Regions from separate parts of the Homo sapiens genome. Here region 1 is linked to region 2. A link is a loop called in an ENCODE intact Hi-C map of the cell type or tissue named here. Cell type or tissue: heart right ventricle. All regions are shown on one strand. Links, peaks and the distances in the headings refer to the core of each region. The heading gives the core; the rest is flanking DNA.

Region 1 (13,095 bases), core at 4,873-9,872, 270 kb after region 2:
AGTAATTTCTCAAGATAATATTTCCTAACTTCCTGTCATTCTGAAAGAATATGTAGTGGCAAAACAATTACTCTGATTATATAATGAAATCACAGAGGCTTCAAAAAAGCATTGTTCCCCATGCCTCACTGCCCACTCCCTCACCCCCCAATACATGGCCAACTTACAATGATGATATATATTTAAATTATTTCTATGTCCACTGTACACAGTTATGAATCTAAGATTTGACTAATTCTTATTCTCTAATTTGTGAATTTTTTTTTTAATGGGATCTCACTCTGTCACCCAGGCTGGAGTGCAGTGGCACGATCATGGCTCACTGTAGCCTTGACTTCCTGGGCTTAAGTGATCCTCCCACCTCAGCCTCCCAGGTAGCTGAGACTTCAGGCATGTGCACCATGCCCAGCTAATTTTTGTATTTCTTGTAGAGACAAGGTTTTGTCATGTTGCCCAAGCTGGTCTCAAACACCTAGGCCCAATCAGTCTTCCCTCCTTGGCCTCCCAAAGTGCTGCAATTACAGGCTTGAACCACCATGCCCAGCTAATTTGTGATTTTTCACATCAAACATCAATGCACAAAAAGAGAAAGTAGTCAAATCCTATTTTCATGAATGATATCTTTGTCATAGTTTTTCCAAATACTATATAGTTTTTAGCATATTGAATATACCTTCTCAAAGATGCTGTGGACTAAATACAACACTACTTAGAAAACGCAGATGAGGCCGGGTGTGGTGGCTCACATCTGTAATCCCAGCACTCTGGGAGGCCAAGGCGAGCAGATGACGAGGTCAGGGGTTCAAGACCAGCCTGGCCAATATGGTGAAACCCCATCTCTACTAAAAATACAAAAATTAGCTGGGTGTGGTGGCTCATACCTGTAGTCCCAGCTACTTGGGAGGCTGAGGTAGAAGAATCACTTGAACCTGGGAGGCAGAGGTTGCAGTGAGCCGAGATCGTGCCACTGCATTCCAGCCTGGGCAACAGAGCGAGACTCCATCTCAAAAAAAATAAAAAATGGCAGATGAATGTAATATGAAGGAATATTAGAAGCTTTCATTTCTAGACATTCCCTTGTTTACTTATTCTGAAGCCTACAGATTCATTATGGGAAATCTATTCCCTTGGATCTAGTATTGAGTCATTGTATTTTGATCTCTTGAGAAGAGTTGTATATAGATTTGTTAGTTAACAACCTAGTCGGAAGATATTTGGGTTTGGGATTTGGGATGGGATTAGGCTGTGAAACAGAGCTATACATATATAATGTGTTTATGTATAAACCTGGAATCTAAAATAGTACTATTGTTAATTTCTATTTGGGGGAATGGGAAGGGCCAGAAGGAGACATCTTGTGACGTTTTTATTTCATAATATGCACATAAAGATTTGCAGCTGGAGCTGATGTCAGATTTCATTGCTATTTCCACTCTTTGGCTTCTTAAATCAAGAACTTAATTTTCATAATTTGTCAGTTGCCATTATTTTTCATTTTATCTGGTACTTTGTCTAAAACTGTTCTTCAGTGAGTTTGTATATTTCCCACCCCTATCCACAATTCGTATTTGTTCCTTCTGATTCTCTGGGCAGCTTAGATTACAGCAGCCTTGTATCTACTGACACCTTTTATTCACTGAACGACTCAGCCTGACTCTAAAAACTACAGCAAAGATAAACAATGAGAAAAGAATAATCTTGAATGAGTACTATAAGGAAAGACATATTCATTTAAGAATTTGTTTTTAGAGATGCATTCTTCACCATTTAAAATCTTATATCCTGAGACAGAGAAAGTCTTGATGAATAAATCAAATAAACTTCACTCCTGAATAAAAGACCGCAACTGAACAGGTAACTTACAAGTGACTACAACCTTTTAGTTCTGGTGTGGAATGAGCTTCCCAGAACACAGATTCCCCATTCTGCTCCAGAACTCTCCACAGTTAACCAAAAGGACCACACAGCGCAGTCAGTATGCCTAAGGCCACTGGATGCACCTTGATCTTTCCAGCCAAATGTAAAATCTTCATTTGGCTGTTAGAATCTCAAACAGCATATTCACAATTGAACTATTCTTTCCCCCGTCCTGATTTACCCAAAGCTGTCCTCCCTTTAACTGATGCTGGTTTAAATCTTTTGGTTGCTCAGGCCAGAAAACTTGAAGTCATCCTGGACTCCTTTTCAATTCATTTTTCAATTCAATCCATCAGAAAATAAGTATCTTGAGTCTACCTTCTAAATTATATCTCGACTCCAGCCGTTTCTCACAACATCTGTCACAACCATTCTGTACTGAGCCGCAAACAGTCATTCTTACCTGGGTTACTGAAGTAGCTCCTAAGATATCTTCCCTCTTCTACCTCCTCTTCTCTTCCCCCTACACAAATCTATTTTCAACACAGGAGTTACAGTGATCTTTTTAAAACATTAAATCTGCTCATCTCATATTTTCTGCTCAACACCCTGCAGTCGCTCCCTATTTAATTCAAAAGCCAAAGTCCTTACATAATCTGATCTCTCATTATCTCTGACCTTCTGTCCTCTACTCTCCTTTCCTACTCATCCTACTTTAGCCACACTGACCTGCTTACTATTCCTTGAATATACCAGGCATGTTTCAGACTCAGGGACCCACTGAAGCTCTTCACTTTGCTCTTCTCAGAATATCTGGACAACTAGATGTCACCATTTAGTATTAGTTTACTATAAAGTTTTCTTTTAAATCTTAACTTTTAAAATGAATAGAGTAAAATGAACTTTTTTAAAGATGGACAGTTCTTTGAATTTTAACACATGTACAAATTTAGGTAACCTTCACCACAATCAGGATGCAATTTCATCATCCTAAAAAATTCCCTTGTGCTACCCCTTTGTAGTTACATCATCCCCCCGACCCCTAACCCCTGCCAACCACTGATCTGTTCTCTGACATTCTTGGTTTGTCTTCTTGAGAATGTCCTATAGATAGAATCATACAGTATGTAACCTTTTGAGACTGGCTTTTTCACTTAGCATAATGTCTTTGAGATTCATCCAAATTATTGTTTATATCTACAATTCATTTTATTTTCTTTTATTGCTGAATAGTATTCACTATTTTTGAGAATAGCTATATCATTTTGCATTCCTCCCAGTAATGTCAGAGAGGTCCAGTTGTTTCACATTGTTGATAGCTGTTACTATTGTCGGTATTCTTTATTTTCACCATTCTATTAGGTGTGCAATAGTATCTGATCATGGGGTTAAGTGGTATTTCTCTAATAGCCACTAATGTTGAACATCTTTGCATGTGCTTATTTGTCAACCATATATCCTCTTTGGGTAAGTCACCTATATTTCCTCTCCAAGTCTTTAGACCATTTCAAAATTGTTTTCTTACTGTTAGTTTTGAGAGTTCATTATAGATTCTGAATACAGGTCCTTTGTCAGATATGTGACTTGAAAATACTTTATTTGTAGCTTGTCTTTTCATTCCCTTAACATTTTTTATAATTTTTAATTTTGATAAGCTATATCTTTTTTTATGGATAGTGATGTTGGTGTCATACTGAGAACTCTTTGCCTAACCCCCAGTTATGAAGGTTTTCTTCCATTGTTTTTTCTAAAAGTTTTATAGTTTTATATTTAGATTCATGATCCATTTTGAGTTAATTTTTGGATAAAGTATGAGATAGGTTGAGGTTCATTTTTATGTACATGAATGTCCAATTGTTCCATCACTATTATTTAAAAGACTACCCTTTCTCTCTTGAATTGCCTTTGCACCTTTGTCAAAAAATCATTTGGCTGTATTTATTTGGTTCTTGAGTTCTTGAGTTGAGGAGACAAAGTTAAGAGTGGGAAAACCAAAGCACCTAGAGCTCTTAGAACAGACAGAAGACCAGAGATGAGAGAATTTCATAGAGAGTAAACCGCAACTCTCTGCAGAGGGTCCCTCTGGAGTGTTCAGCAAGCTGCTGATCAGTGCATGCGTGCAAAAACTACCTGAAGTCAGGAAAAGAACCATCTGAAAGGATTAAAGAAAACAGTGCCTGGTGCTTATAAATGGCCAAAAATAGTGCCTGTTCCCACCAGACTTGCAAAACTTCAAAAAAGGGAAAATGGTACAAAAAACAAATGGAAATAACAAATAGAGACAAAGACAACAACAAAAATAGAAAACAGACAATAGACTCAAACTGAAAAAATTAGTAATCTTATGATATGGCTTGGCTGGGTCCCCACCTAAATCTCATCTTGAATTGTAGCTTCCATAATCCTCGTGTGTCATGGCAGGGACCTGGTGGGAGGTAACTGAATCACGGGGGTGGGTTTTCCATGCTGTTCTCATGATAGTGAATCAGCTGCACGAGATCTGATGGTTTTATAAAGGGCAGTTTCCTGCACAGGCACTCTTGCCTGCTGCCATGTTAAGACTTGCCTTTGCCTTCACCTTCTACCATGATTGTGAGGCCTCCCCAGCCATGTGGAACTGTGAGTCCATTAAACCTCTTTTTCTTTATAAATTACCCAGTCTTGGGTATGTCTTTATTAGCAGCGTAAGAACAGACTAATACATCATATTAAGTGGAATGGTCCAAAAACTCCAAATAAAAGGGAGAGCTTGTCAGATTGGATAAAAAACCAAGACCCAGCTACATGATGCCTACAAGAAATGAATCATAAATGTAAAGACACACAGGTTAAATGTTAAAAAAATGAAAGAAGTTATGCCATGCTAATATTAACTTTTAAAAAGCTAGAATGGTTATATTAATGTCAGACAAAGGATAATTCAGAACAAAGAATATAATTGGGATAAAGACAGTAACTTAATAAAAGATCAATGGATATAATAATCCTAAAAGCTTATGCTCTTAATAATAAAAGAGCTTCAAAATGACTTAAGTGAAAATTGATAGAACTGCAAGGAAAAATAGGTAAGTTGACAATTATAGTCAGAGATTTCAATGTCTCTCAATAATTGTTAGAAAAAGTAAGCATAAAGTCAGCAAAAAATAGTAGGCTTGAAAAACACTATCCATCAACTTGACTTAATTAACATTAATAGAACTTACCACATAACAGGATTAGAATACACAGTCTTTTCAAGTGCACATATAATACTTATGATAGACCTGTTGTGGGCCACAAAGCAAATCCCAATAAATTTAAAAGCATTCAAATCATACAAAGTGTGTTCTCTGACCACAATGGACTTAAATTTGAAATCAGTAACATTCTACTTTGAACTAGCTAGAAAAAGCAATGTTTTCCCATTGACTTCCTCATAACTTCCAGCATTTACTTTCATTGGATGAACTGGTCACGTACACCATTGTCTCTACACCAATCACTGTGCTAATTAGTCTCTGTTAAATGTCTTCCCAAACACATGGACCAAGAGTAGAAAAGAAATGGTTCTCCAAAGGAATAGCAAAGTTATATTATCACAACAAAGATTCTGGGGCAGGGAAAATTATTAGTTTCCCACTACCAAAAGCTACTTGAACTAATTAATGAGTTTAACAAGGTTCCAGGATACAAAATCAATATACAAGAACCCAGCTGTATTTCTGTATATTGGCAACAAACAACTGTAAGTTAAAATAAGAAAAAATGCCATTTACAAAGCATCAAAAAAGATAAATATTTAGGAATAACTGACAAAAGATACGAAAAACCTATACACTGAAATGTACAAAATGTTGCTGAGAGAAATTAAAGATGACCTAAAAAACAAAGATTTACTTTTTCATGGGTTGGAAGACTCAATATTGCTAAGAAGTCAGTTCTCTGCAAAATCTATAGATTCATCAGAATCACAAAAGTGGGCTTTTTTGTAGACATGGGCAAGCTGATTTCAAAATTTATATGGAAATGTAAAGGACCTTAGCATAGCCAAAACAATGGAAAAAGTACAACTTTAGAGGGCCCATACTTAATTTTTATCTAATTCAAGACTTAACAAAGCTTTATGCTATAGTTTGGATATAGTTTGTTTGACCCCTTCCAAATCTGATGTTGAAATTTGGTTTCCAGTGTTGGAGATGGGTCCTAATGGGAGGTGTTTGGGTCATGAAGGTAGATCCTATGTGAATAGATTAATCCCCCTCTCTCTTGCTTTCTTGCTTGCCATGTGATCTCTGTACAGCTGGCTCCCCTTTGCCTTCTGCCATGAGTGGAAGCAGCCTGAAGCTCTCACCAGAAGCAAATACTGACACCATGCTTCTTGTATAGCCTGCAGAATCATGAGCCAAATAAACCTTTTTATAAAAAATAAATTACCATCTCCGATATTCCTTTATAGCAACACAAACAGACTAAGACACTTTAGTATACAAAACAACCTGGTTTTTACATAAATGTGGACACATAGAGCAGTAGAAAGTAATGGAAAGTCCAGAAATACACTCAACATCTATGGGCAACTGATTTTTTTTCACAAGGACACAAAGATAATGTGGTAGAAAAAGTACAGTCGTTTCGATACAGGAGTTGGAAATTATTTAGGCAGATAGGGTAAGAAAGTCCTCAGTAAGCTTTCCTTTTTGTAAAAGCAGCCCCCAAATCATTTCTTTTCTAACAAAAAGCAGCCTGAAAAATCAAGCTGCAAGCATAACTAAGCAAGCTAAAATCTTGCATAGGTAAATACCAGCAGCTGTGCCAGTAGAGAAAGGCTACCTGGGGGCCAGTCATGTTCAACATGGTGGCTCCATCTTCCCTTTGTGAACCACGTGTACAGTAAGGAACAGACAACATGGCGCTGGCCAGGTAGAGAGCCCATCTGCACAATAAAAGATTAGGGTGGGATGGGCAGCTTCCTTGAACCCCATGCAAACATAACAACTGGTTCTACCAATCTCTTGGGCCCTATGTAAATCAGACACCACCTCCTCCTATATAAATCAGACACCACCTCCTCAAGCTCATCTACAAAACCCCGTTTATTTCATCACAAAACTGGAAGACCCACTCGGGTGCCCCTCTCTCTGTGCAGAATAGAGAGCTATTCTCTTTTTCTTTTACGTATTAAACCTCTGCTCTTAAACTCTCTACTTGTGTGTCCATGTCCTTGAATCCCTTGGCGTGAAACAACGAACCTCGGGTATTTATCCCAGACAATGTCGCCGCTTCATTTTGGGGCCCCATCTGGGACATCCTTTCATTTCAAGGCTGTCGGCCTCCATTCTGGGCATTTTGGCTGTGTTTTGAACTGATTTCCCTTCATGGAAACCTAGCCATTGCATGGGGCTGGAATAAGTCCTGGAGGATTTCTGGCCAGGTCTACACCCTGGTGTTATCTGAAGGCTTCTGGACTGACCCGCCTCCAACTGCTCAATCAGGCATCGGCAACAGGATCTCCAGCTTTACTTATCATAATTTCCTCCTTTCCTGTCTGCGACTGCCATGTCTCCTCTCTCTGTATGCAATGTGGTGGGAATTTTTACAGTTCAGGGAAGTAATCCTATTAGGCAAGATCAGGAAATGTAGGATGCTGCAGTAACCAGGAATATAGCTCAAGGGAATGTCGTTTTTGTGATTTTTCTAGGAACTGAGGGTCTCCACCACTCCCCCGCCCCACCACTGTGAGCATTTCTCCGCCCTTGGGCTGGAGGGCACATGGCATTTCAAGGTCAACAGCACCACCTAGTGGAATAGAAATCTCCTCCCTTTTGGCACCTCTCTACTAGAGACCAGGCTTTATGCGCTTCTGTAAATGGAAAAACTCTCCCTTCAGCAATGAGGAGGAAAAAATCCTCTAAAATCAAATTTTAGTCTCGATACCGTCCCATCAGCAGGAAAATGGCCATTCGGTCCCTACGTTCTTTTAAGGCACATATTCTACCTCCCATTAAAACGATACTTAAATAGTAAGAAGATTTTATGTCTGGAAGTTCACCGGAACCATTCTCTAAGGGTAAGTGCTTTAGCATGGGCCATAATAGCAGGATATAGAGTTTAATCTAGTACACTCCCTCCATTAAATGGGTCTTGCTCACATGAAACTATTATGTAGTTTTTCCTGAGATCCATCTTTCTGGGAGCCACACGGGCCAGATGAGTCCAGGAAATCAAAGGGATATCACAAGTGGAGGACTAAAGTCACAAGAGTGAACATAATCCCAAATCGCTTAGTTCCTTTGGTTCCATGCTGAGGGTCATGCCTGCAACCATGGGTGGCACATTTAATAAATGCCAGGGCTCAGGGAACTAGGGAGGGAAAACAGGTGGGGGGATGCCTCCACTGTCTTTCCCTCTACCTTGGGCCATTTCAAAGGAAAGGAAGGAGACTAAAGGCATACGTTTTTCTTGCTTCTCTTTCTAGATAGGTAACAGACCATCTTCAGCCTGAATTCCTCTGGAATGTGTTCTGAAGCACTGGGACTCCTTTGACACTAGATTTTAAAGAAAAAGTGGGTCACTTTCTTATGCACAAGGGCATGGCCTTCTTACTAGAACTTTGCAAGTGTTGCACAATCAACTCAGCTTTTTTACCAGTCATATCAGGAGGGCCCAAAGAAAATGATTCCCCAAAATTAGAGAAACAAACCCTCAGGAAACCCTTGAATGCAACCCTCGAATGCAACTTCCAGATGCTGTGGCCCTTCCTGCCCCCCATCCACATGTCAGCTCCTCCAGTTCTACTACCCAAACCGCTAGACTTTTCTATGGTATTTCTCCTTCCTTCTTTCACAGTTTAAAATGGCTCCTATTCCTTCTTTTATAATGTTCCTCCAAACAGAGAAATGTCAAGTTCCCCAAACCTTAAAGTGCATCGCTTAGAGTTGAGCTCAGGAGCAGGGAACCCAGAAGCTGACATGCCAGCAAAACGGTAAAAGTTTTTTTTTAACCAGTTGGGCTTTTGGCCTCTCTGTCTCTGGGCAAACTGGTAAAAGGGATAATAAGGATCACTGATTACATTCTCTGTTAAGTTTTAATTAATGAAAAAGGATTTGTGTAGTTGGTCTTAAGCTGTCGTCAATCTGGTGTGCTTTGCATGTCTTTCTGCATGGTTCTGTCAAAAGAAAGGGTGCCTTAGGACTGGGACCTCATAAACCTGCTGTTCAAGCCAGCCCTACAAAATGATCGGTGATGAAGTTTGCTGCAGGCCTCCATCTTGTTTTATGTCCTTGGGAACATGAGCTGTGACTACGTGGCAATATTTTGTTTTAGTCTCTGCCATTCTACAGTGGTGGCTGTCTTCTTGTGCTGAGTCACTTCCTGAGTGGGGGCTACAAAATCAGATGAGCCAGTTTGTCAATCTGGGTGGTGCCAGCTGATCCATCAAGGGCAGGGTTTGCCAAGTATCTTGAGCACTGATCTTGGGAGCAGTTTAGGGAGGGTCAGAATCTTGCAGCTTCCAGCTGCACGACTCCTGAGCCATGGTTTCTAATCTTGTGGCTAGTTTCTTGGTCTAGTGCCCAGACAAGAGGGAGGCTTATTTTGGGAAGGAGTTGCTATCATCTTTGTTTTAGGCTATAAACTGTAAACTAGGCTCCTCCCAGAGTTGGTTTGGCCTATGCCTAGGGATGGGCAAGGACAGCTTGGGGGCTGGAAGCAAGATGGAGTTGGTTGGGTTGGACCTCTTTTACCGTCTCAGTCATTTTGCAATGACAGTTTCAAAAGTTGCTTACCGCCCCTTTGAGAATACCTCATACACTTGCAGTTAAGTCATAACCTAATGGAGGCTTATTGGTTTCACCTGTGAGGTTACTTTTGGTAAAGTTCAAAAGCCAAAAATCTTAACCACTTGGTGTGGCTAATGTTGAGTAACAAGATATCTTAAATGATTTTCTTAAAGAGAGCTCAGCTTAATTAAAAGTGGATATTCAAGCTACAGGTATATTTTAAAGGCCTATACGTTTTTCTTTTCTTGGGTCTTGTTTTTCTGGAAAAAGGTTTTTATTCTCAGTTGACTGAATTATTTTTCTCCATTTTTTGTCTTGCCACTCTTTTTTTTTTTTTTTTTTTTTTTTTTGAGACAGAGTCTTACGCTGTCACCCAGCCTGGAGTGCAGTGGCACGATCTCGGCTCACTGCAACCTCTGCCTCCCAGGTTCTAGCAATTCTCCTGTCTCAGCCTTCCAAGTAGCTGGGACTACAGGCGCATGCCAGCATGCCCAGCTAATTTTTTGTATTTTAGTAGAGACGGGGTTTCACCGAGTTGCCCAGGCTGGTCTCAAACTCCTGAGCTCAGGCAATCCATGTGCCTTGGCCTGTGAAAGTGCTAGGATTACAGGCATGAGCCACTGCACCCAGCCTGTCTTGCCACTCTTAATGCACACATGAGATGGCCTAAGATAACTTTTGGTAGCCTGGAATTCCTTTGGAAAAACAGAGGAGATGCCAGAGACCCTGTTTTGGAAAAAAACCTCTGTTTTCCTCATGAAATCCCAGAATTAAAAGCGGATAAATCCCTCTCAAAATGAAAGGCTCTGTTCTATTTTGCATTGTGTTATCTGACGGTTTAGAGTTTGGGGAGTATCAGAAATTGCTTCACATTAGAGAGACCTTTGGTGTGTACTAACGAGGTAGGAAATATACTTTAAGGGATGGCTACTAGTAGTTATGGAGGGATACTTGACTCTTTGCACATTTGGATCAGAGAAGCACGCTGTTGACCACCTGGAAGATATGGAAACATCCCTACCCCCACTAAGAGATGAGACTCCCATGGGGGATGGGCTGATTACAAAATAGGCTTATTGGCTTTGCTTTGCCTTGCAATAAAATGCATGGTAGAAGCACTGCACTATCTTCTTCTATAGTATTTCTCTCCTTTTGGGGATCCAGGATCCAGTATAAAATGGCACCCTTAATTTTGGGGATCTGTCTTTGCCTTCAGCTGTGCCTGCTTATTAGACCCTAGAAATGAGTGCTTTCCTAGCCCTGTTCCTCCAAGGGCTCTACCCTGAAGCCAGTAATTCAGTTAAGAAACTGGCAAATGAAAAATCTTACAAGTACTGAATCTTCTGTCTGTCTGTATAGCTAAATATGTGTTGTGTGTAATGTCTATAAAACAGCTCTAATTGATTGGCTCAAAGAAAAATACACATTTAAATCAAGTATTTTTTAAAGCAAATATAAAAGCTATAATGCCTTTCAGTGCAAGTGGCTTTAATGTTTAAGAAATAAAAATAATCTTAGGGATTATTGGTAAAATATAAATGTCATCAAAATGCAAATGGGTGGTCTACATCATATAAGTCTGATACTAGGTTTGATAAATGTTTCAAGACTGTAAGCTGCCTGCTTTACAATTTGGTAAGGCCTGGGGACGTACAAAATTAACCACACCCCTAACTATGCTGGAAAAAGTGACTTTATCTGTGTCTAGTACATAATCAAAACAACTTACCAGGTTTCACATTAAAGTTAAAAACTGCTAAAAGTTATCATTATAACATGTAACTTAAACCACTAAAAATAGATTTACGTATGAGGTGTGTAAAAGCAGTAAAATGTGTCTTTAGTAGAAGATTATAAGAAGGCATGGAAATGTAAATTTCACCTAGGAATAAAGGATTGTCTTAAATTAGATAAGATACATCTGAATGTTTAAGCAAGTTGTGGAAATATTGTAAAATTAATCTTGCAAAAAAATCCTGTGTGTAAACATTAACTAAATTCAAAAGGGTAATACAAAAGGGTATTATATGGTCTTTTCATAAATTGAGGATTGAAATAAAAATACAGCAAGTTTGTCTTAATAAACTAGTCTGCCTTTTAGCAGAAAGGTTATAAAAGGTTTGTAAAAATTTTACCTCATGGTCAAAATGGTTAAAATTAGATGGAATTGTCTATGAGGCTTTACCAAAAAATTTGGGTTAACGTTAATAAACTAATGCAAGGGTAAAATTTGGCTTTGAACAGGATTTTCATGTAATAGTAAAGGCTAATGAAAGGTTTTTGCCTTTTTAAAATTTTTGAGTCATCATTTTGGCAAAATAAATAAATTTATGGTAGTCTAGAATTCTATTTCATAACATCAATATTTTAAACCTGTAACATATTTACCAGGTTTTCCAAAATCAAACCTCAGTTTCAAAATTGTCTTTCGTGATACTTGGCTTTTCGGAGGCTCCAGAAGGGACCCTGGAGTGTCCAGAAAAGAGAGAAAAACAGGATTATTTAACAGGTTTAGGTATATGAGATTGCCAAAATGATGTTAAATCATCTTCAGGTTATATTTTAGTGGATAATGTTAATATATGTTCCAAAATTGTGTGAGATGTCAAAAAATTCTAATGATAAAATATGTTATATTTAATGGCAGTTATCTTTCTGGTCATCTTTAAGAATTTGGTATGTGTGTCAATCAAAAAGTTCATTGTAAATTAATTCTGAGCTAAGCAGTAAAGGGACTTATTGGAAGGATGTCAAGCCATTCACAGAATTAACGAGATTGAAGAACTAGATATTGAAATAGGCAGGGGTGTGGGAAGATGGAATTTTAGCCAAGGAAGGGTCAGGCCAGGACCTTATCCCTGGCTTTGCTGCCATTAGACACTATAGAGCTCTTCAAACACTTTTCATCCTTCCCTCTATCTTTGCACCACCCTTTCAAGAATCAAAGTCTGATTGGAGCAAATGACCAGATAAGCGGGTGCTTTTCTGGCCAAAGAAAATCAGGCAGGCCTCTTCTGCCATGTCAGGTAGAACCCTACTTCTCACCAACCCTGATACAATGCAGTAACCTCCACAATAGGAAAGGGGTTTCAATTATGGTTAGATTTTTTTTTTTAAAGACAATAGATGTGCTACAGCATTTACTGATCCCTGCTGATTATAGGATCCTTTTTCATTTGCCTAGTGATTGAAATAATGTATAAAGTGGAAGTTGTTAAACTGTGGCCCATGCATATGATTCAAGGGTCATATATTGTCTAAAATTGTGTGCAGAAATTTGAGGTATATGCATTTCGCATTTTTGGCGGTGGGAGGGTCCATAACTTCTCCAAGAGGTCTACAATCTACAAAAAATTGAGAAATACTCTCTGGAAAGTTCTATATAATTGCTTTCTCCTTTTGAAAGTTCACTCATTTGTCTGCATTAATTGTCACTAGTATTACTACCTTTTATCCGCTAGATGGTGATATTGTACGTGTT
Region 2 (5,000 bases), core at 1-5,000:
TATGTGAGAGCTCTCTGTGCCTTGACTCCCCTGAAGAGCCAACTTAGAGAACCTGGCTGTGGGAACCCCAAGGGCTGAGCTGGCCTCCAATCAGGAGAGACAGGAGAACAGAAATCAGTCCAGGAGGTTACTGGAGAAGCTGGGAACCACAGAGTCATACAGAGATAGGAAACAGCCAACTCCCACAGTTTTCAATAGCAGATTTGCTGCAGAAAACTGGTCGGCCATGAACCTGGAACCCTCCAGAGAAGGTACCATCAAATTTTGATCTCTGTTTAACACTGATTTCTGCTATAACCCATCCTGTTATGGCAATGTCTGTCTTGAGAAAAGGCTGAGCTGATATAGTACAGAGGAGGGTTCAACTTGCTGCAAATTATTTGAAGCAGGCATAGCCTAAGTCCAGGCCTATGCCAGAGAAAGATGACATATTCACTGATAATCGCCTAATCTCCTGAGCACATAGGAGGGCAAGATTAGGATAGTTAGAGTTCTACTCAAACTGTGCAAGAATGTCCTTGAAGTGTGGCCAAGTGACAAACAGTGCAATAACTATGAATGTTTTTACAGATTTTATGAGACATTATCATACCCTAGCAGTGACTGTGCATGTTTATATGTTTTTAATAAATTTTTTATTTTATAATAGTTTTAGGCTAAGGCGGGTGGATCACTTGAGGTCAGGAGTTCGAGACCAGCCTGGCCAACATGGTGAAAACCCTGTCTCTACTAAAAAAAAAAAATACAAAAATTAGCCAGGTGTGGCAGGTACCTGTAATCCCAGCTACTTGAGAGGCTGAGACAGGAGAATTGCTTGAACCTGGAAGGCGGAGGTTGCAGTGAGCCAAGACTGCGCAATTGCACTCCAGCCTGGGCAACAAGAGCGAAACTCCATCTCAAAAAAAAAAACAAATAGTTTTAGACAAAATTTGCAAAGACAGGAGAGAGAGTAATCATATACCCCACAAATAGTTTTTCCTACTTATTAACATCTTACATTATTTTGGTATACTAGTCATAATAAACTGATGTTGACACACTATTATTAACTAAAGTCCATATTTTATCTAGGCTTCCTTAGTGTGTGTGTGTGTGTGTGTGTGTGTGTGTGCGTGCATGTGTGTTTTACTGTAATGTCCTTTTTTTCTGATCCAGGATCCCATTGAGGATATGCATTCCATTTAGTTGTCGTATTTTCTTAGGCTTCTCTTAGCTGGACAGTTTCTCTTTATTAGACTTTCCTTGTTTTTGATAACCTTGACAGTTTTGAGGAGTTTTGGTTACGTATTTTGTAGACTGTCATTTAATTGGGATTTTTCTGATGATTGTATTTTAATTATTGTTGCCATATTTACAATTGCTAGTTCCTTCAAACATCCCACCAAAAGTGTCAGAATTAGAAAGTGTGCCTCAAACACAGAGTTTGAAAACCACTGGTCTACATCAAAGCAGACTGTAAATATGCATAAGTCAAGGTTATTGAGATGCTTAGTCTACCATTTGAACTTCAGTTTCAAAAAGCCAGGTAGGCTTTTAGACCTTTCCCACAGTGGCTGCATAGCAATCTCAATTTGTACTGTCTGCATGTCACCCAAAATGGCCAGGCCATCGGCCACCCGCCTCATTTGGCAGCCCTGACTTAGAAGAGAAGACAATAGCTCTTTGCCCAAAGGTCGCTTTGTAGTGACTCACCTTGAAGGAAAAAGGAAGGTAAATTACACATAATGGCCTTCTAAGTTGTCCCACAGTTTTCAACAGAAAATACTCTTAAAGTATAACCAGAAACAAGAAACCTTCAATGCAATATTTTCCTTTTTGTTTTCCAAATAAGTAAAGTCCAAATTAGGAAACAGAAGCAAGTATATCCTATTAATTTGTAATGTCTAGAACCATAGAAGTAGTCTAGTTATGGAAGAGCTGTTGTGCATCTTCTAGTAATTAAACCTGTGCAAGTTACAGCCTTAATCAAAACACCTTTTAGGAGTCTACTCTGGTCTCCATGAGAGTGAAGTCCCTAAGTGCTGGCAACTTTGGAACACTAAACATTACTGGCAATGCTGGAAATGGTACAATATTTACCGCAATAAAGAAGACAATACCCGATATGTCCCCTGGAGCACAAAATTAAAATATTTGTATTGGAATACAGACAGGCCGAAATATGTATTCCATGAACCAAAAAGTACTCACTGTGTTGGCCAGCTCTAGATAGCTTCCTCCTACAGAGTTGCCAATGTGCGGGGACTGTGTGAGCAGTTTGTGGAGAGCAGCCTGCTGATGCAAAGAGCTTCCGCCATACTCGAGCAGCTTCTGGAGGGCTGACTGGCTCTGCACATCCGGGCTCTGGAGGTCCCTGGCACCAGAGTCGTATTCCCAGCTCTCCCTGGCTGCTGATAAGGCACCTAAGTCCGAGAGAAGCAGAGAAAATGAAAAGACATTTCCTTCATTAGCCTGTGGGTGGCCAATAGGCAATGATTTGGAACCTCCTAAGCCTTCCATGTGCCAGCATCTCAGAACACATGTGATGCCCAGGCTGCATGCTAAGCGCTTTCTCTTTCAAACTGACACATGGGGAGCCTGGAGATAAAAGCAATTTCAGGCAAAGCATTCAAAAACAACTGTCCCATGAATATGTGCTCCCTAAACAGAAATGCTTAGCAAAAAAAGCACTGGAGAGCCAAGTAAAGGGAATCCAGATCAGAGTCACATCTGTGATTTGCACAGGGCTACTACATTAGCCTTAGCACTGGTCATTCTTTCTCCCAACTGAGGAAAAAGGAAGCAAGAAGAATGACAGGAAGTTAACATATGGCACTTTATCATGACTCTCTTTTTCTCCTTCCTTCCTTCCTTTCCTTCCTTCCTTCCTTCCTCTCTGTCTCTCTTTCTTTCTCTGTTTCTTTCTTTCTTTCTTTTTTTGAGGCAGGGTCTTGTTCTGTCATCCAGGTGGGAGTGCAGTGTTGTGATCACGGCTCATTGTAGCCTCAACCTCCTGGGTCAAGTGATCCTCCTGCCTCATTAAAAAAAATTTTTTTTGTAGACCTCATTTCTATACTATGTTGCCCAGGCTGGTCTTGAACTCCTGGGTTCAAGAAATCCTCCTGCCTTGGCCTCCCAAAATGCTAGGATTACAGGTGTGAGCCACTGCAACCGACAGTATCATGACTTTCTACTGTTGATGTACTCTTACCTGAAGGAAGCTAGACTGTATTTTCCAGTTAGGGATAGCAATGAAGCTGAGTTCTGGGCAATAGAATATGAACAGAAATGATAAGCATCACTGCTGGACCTTGCTTATAAAGCCCCACAGTGTGTGATTCTCCATGCCCTTTGCCTTCTGGCCTGGTTCAGATGGGAATGGTACCCTTGGAAACCATGTGGTACAGATGGTGGAGCCACAAGGTAGATGGAAGATGCCTGGATTCCAGAATCATCACTTGCAGAAGAGGTGTCTGCTCATCCTAAGTACCCTATTTTGCCCTAACATGATTAGAAAAGAAAACTTTTTTTTACATGTTTTTTATTTCATAGGTTTTTGGGGAACAGGTGGTGTTTGGTTACATGAATAAGTTCTTTAGTGGTGATTTCTAAGACTTTGGTGCACCCATCACCCGAACAGTGTACGCTGTGCCCAATGTGTAGTCTTTTATCCCTCACCCCCCCACTCACACTTTCCCCCAAGTCCCCAAAGTCCACTGTGTCACTCTTATGCCTTTGAGTCATCATAGCTTAGCTCCCACTTATGAGTGAGAACATATGATGTTTGGTTTTCCATTCCTGAGTTACTTCACTTAGAATAATGGTCTCCAATTCCATCCAGGTTGCTGTGAATGCCATTATTTTGTTCCTTTTTATGGCTGAATAGTATTTCATGATGTATATATACCACATTTTCTTTATCCAGTTATTGATTGATGGGCATTTGGTCTGGTTCCATATTTTTGCAATAGCGAATTGTGCTGGTATAAACATGTATGTGCAAGTATCTTTTTCATATAATGACACTTCCCTCTGGGTAGATAACCAGGAGTGGGATTGCTGGATCAAGTGGTAGATCTACTTTTAGTTCTTTAAGGAACTTCCATTGTTTTTGATTCACTACATACTTTTGGTTTGTTGATTAGAGCAGCTAGTATTACCTTAATTATTACAGACGATTAGAAGGTAATAAAACATGCTAATAGTTATAATACAAATGGGAAAGTGCAATGAAAAAGTAGAACTAAAGGAAGGATATCTAACTCAGTCCATCTGGAGATGAATGGGGAATGTTCAGGGAAAGCTTCCTGGAGGAGAAAGCCTGATGCTTGAGTTGTCACTCTTTCCAGAAAAAAATAGATTTGAGGTAAACCTGTTTCCTTGTGTTGTTCACTTCAGAATGGAAATGTCTTGTGGGTGCATCTGGTTGGTGAAGCCTAGGCTGCATGCCTCTAGCTGCAAGGAAAGCTGGGTAAATGTGTTTTCTGGTTTTACTTTAGAGAGGTAGTATTGATAAGGTGAGACATTTCCTAAACAGAAGGGTGCTCAAAAGGCCTAGGCAGCCACAACACAAACAACGGTCTATGCACAGGACGTGTACTGGGTCCTGGGGATATAGCAGTAAGCATGAGAAATTATAGTCCCTGCCTGCAAAGATCTCATTCTGGTAGGTCTTTAATACATGGCTTTTAATGACAAAAAAAAGGACACAAAATGATCCAGTTTGTACTATGAAATGAGAACATATACAGATTACTCTATAATTTACTTGAGAATAATTACATACAGCAAACTGCAGTTTGTGTACAGTGAGTTCTGATATGAATGTCCAGTCTCCTCTTATCAGGTATTGATGAATTTAATCAATGTGAATAGGAAAACTGTCTTCAGATGGTTTCCCCTTACTGTTCTGGCTCTACTGATCCTCTCCAGTCGGTCTAACCCAACATTCTTTTTATACAGTGCCTTTATAGCTGGGATGCATCAACTGTTTTGTATCAAAGCAGGCAATTCTGTCACTA

The links. Peaks named below come from ENCODE experiments on the same cell type or tissue, not always from the same donor. Only the 100,000 strongest peaks of a DNase experiment are listed, where the experiment ranks them.
Region 1: a loop joins it to region 2, with 6 times the contacts of the local background. A loop is called at or near these places in 50 of 110 quality-filtered maps.

What each region holds. Positions count from the first base shown.
Region 1 is chr5:113,599,099-113,612,193 of GRCh38, forward strand. No RefSeq gene overlaps it. Among named protein-coding and RNA genes, the nearest start is that of YTHDC2, 92 kb to the left of the region's middle. In heart right ventricle, for the core only: a CTCF peak has its summit at 7,638 (motif pointing left); a DNase peak (open chromatin) is centred at 7,589; H3K4me3 peaks cover 471 bases.
Region 2 is chr5:113,338,329-113,343,328 of GRCh38, forward strand. MCC (MCC regulator of Wnt signaling pathway) reads right to left here. Exons shown (of 19, transcript NM_001085377.2): 3 at 2,191-2,402. LOC124901045 (a long non-coding RNA gene) reads left to right here. Exons shown (of 3, transcript XR_007058904.1): 3 at 1-1,437. Among named protein-coding and RNA genes, the nearest start is that of TSSK1B, 94 kb to the right of the region's middle. In heart right ventricle, for the core only: no CTCF peak of the experiment used is centred there; a DNase peak (open chromatin) is centred at 2,351; H3K27ac peaks cover 342 bases.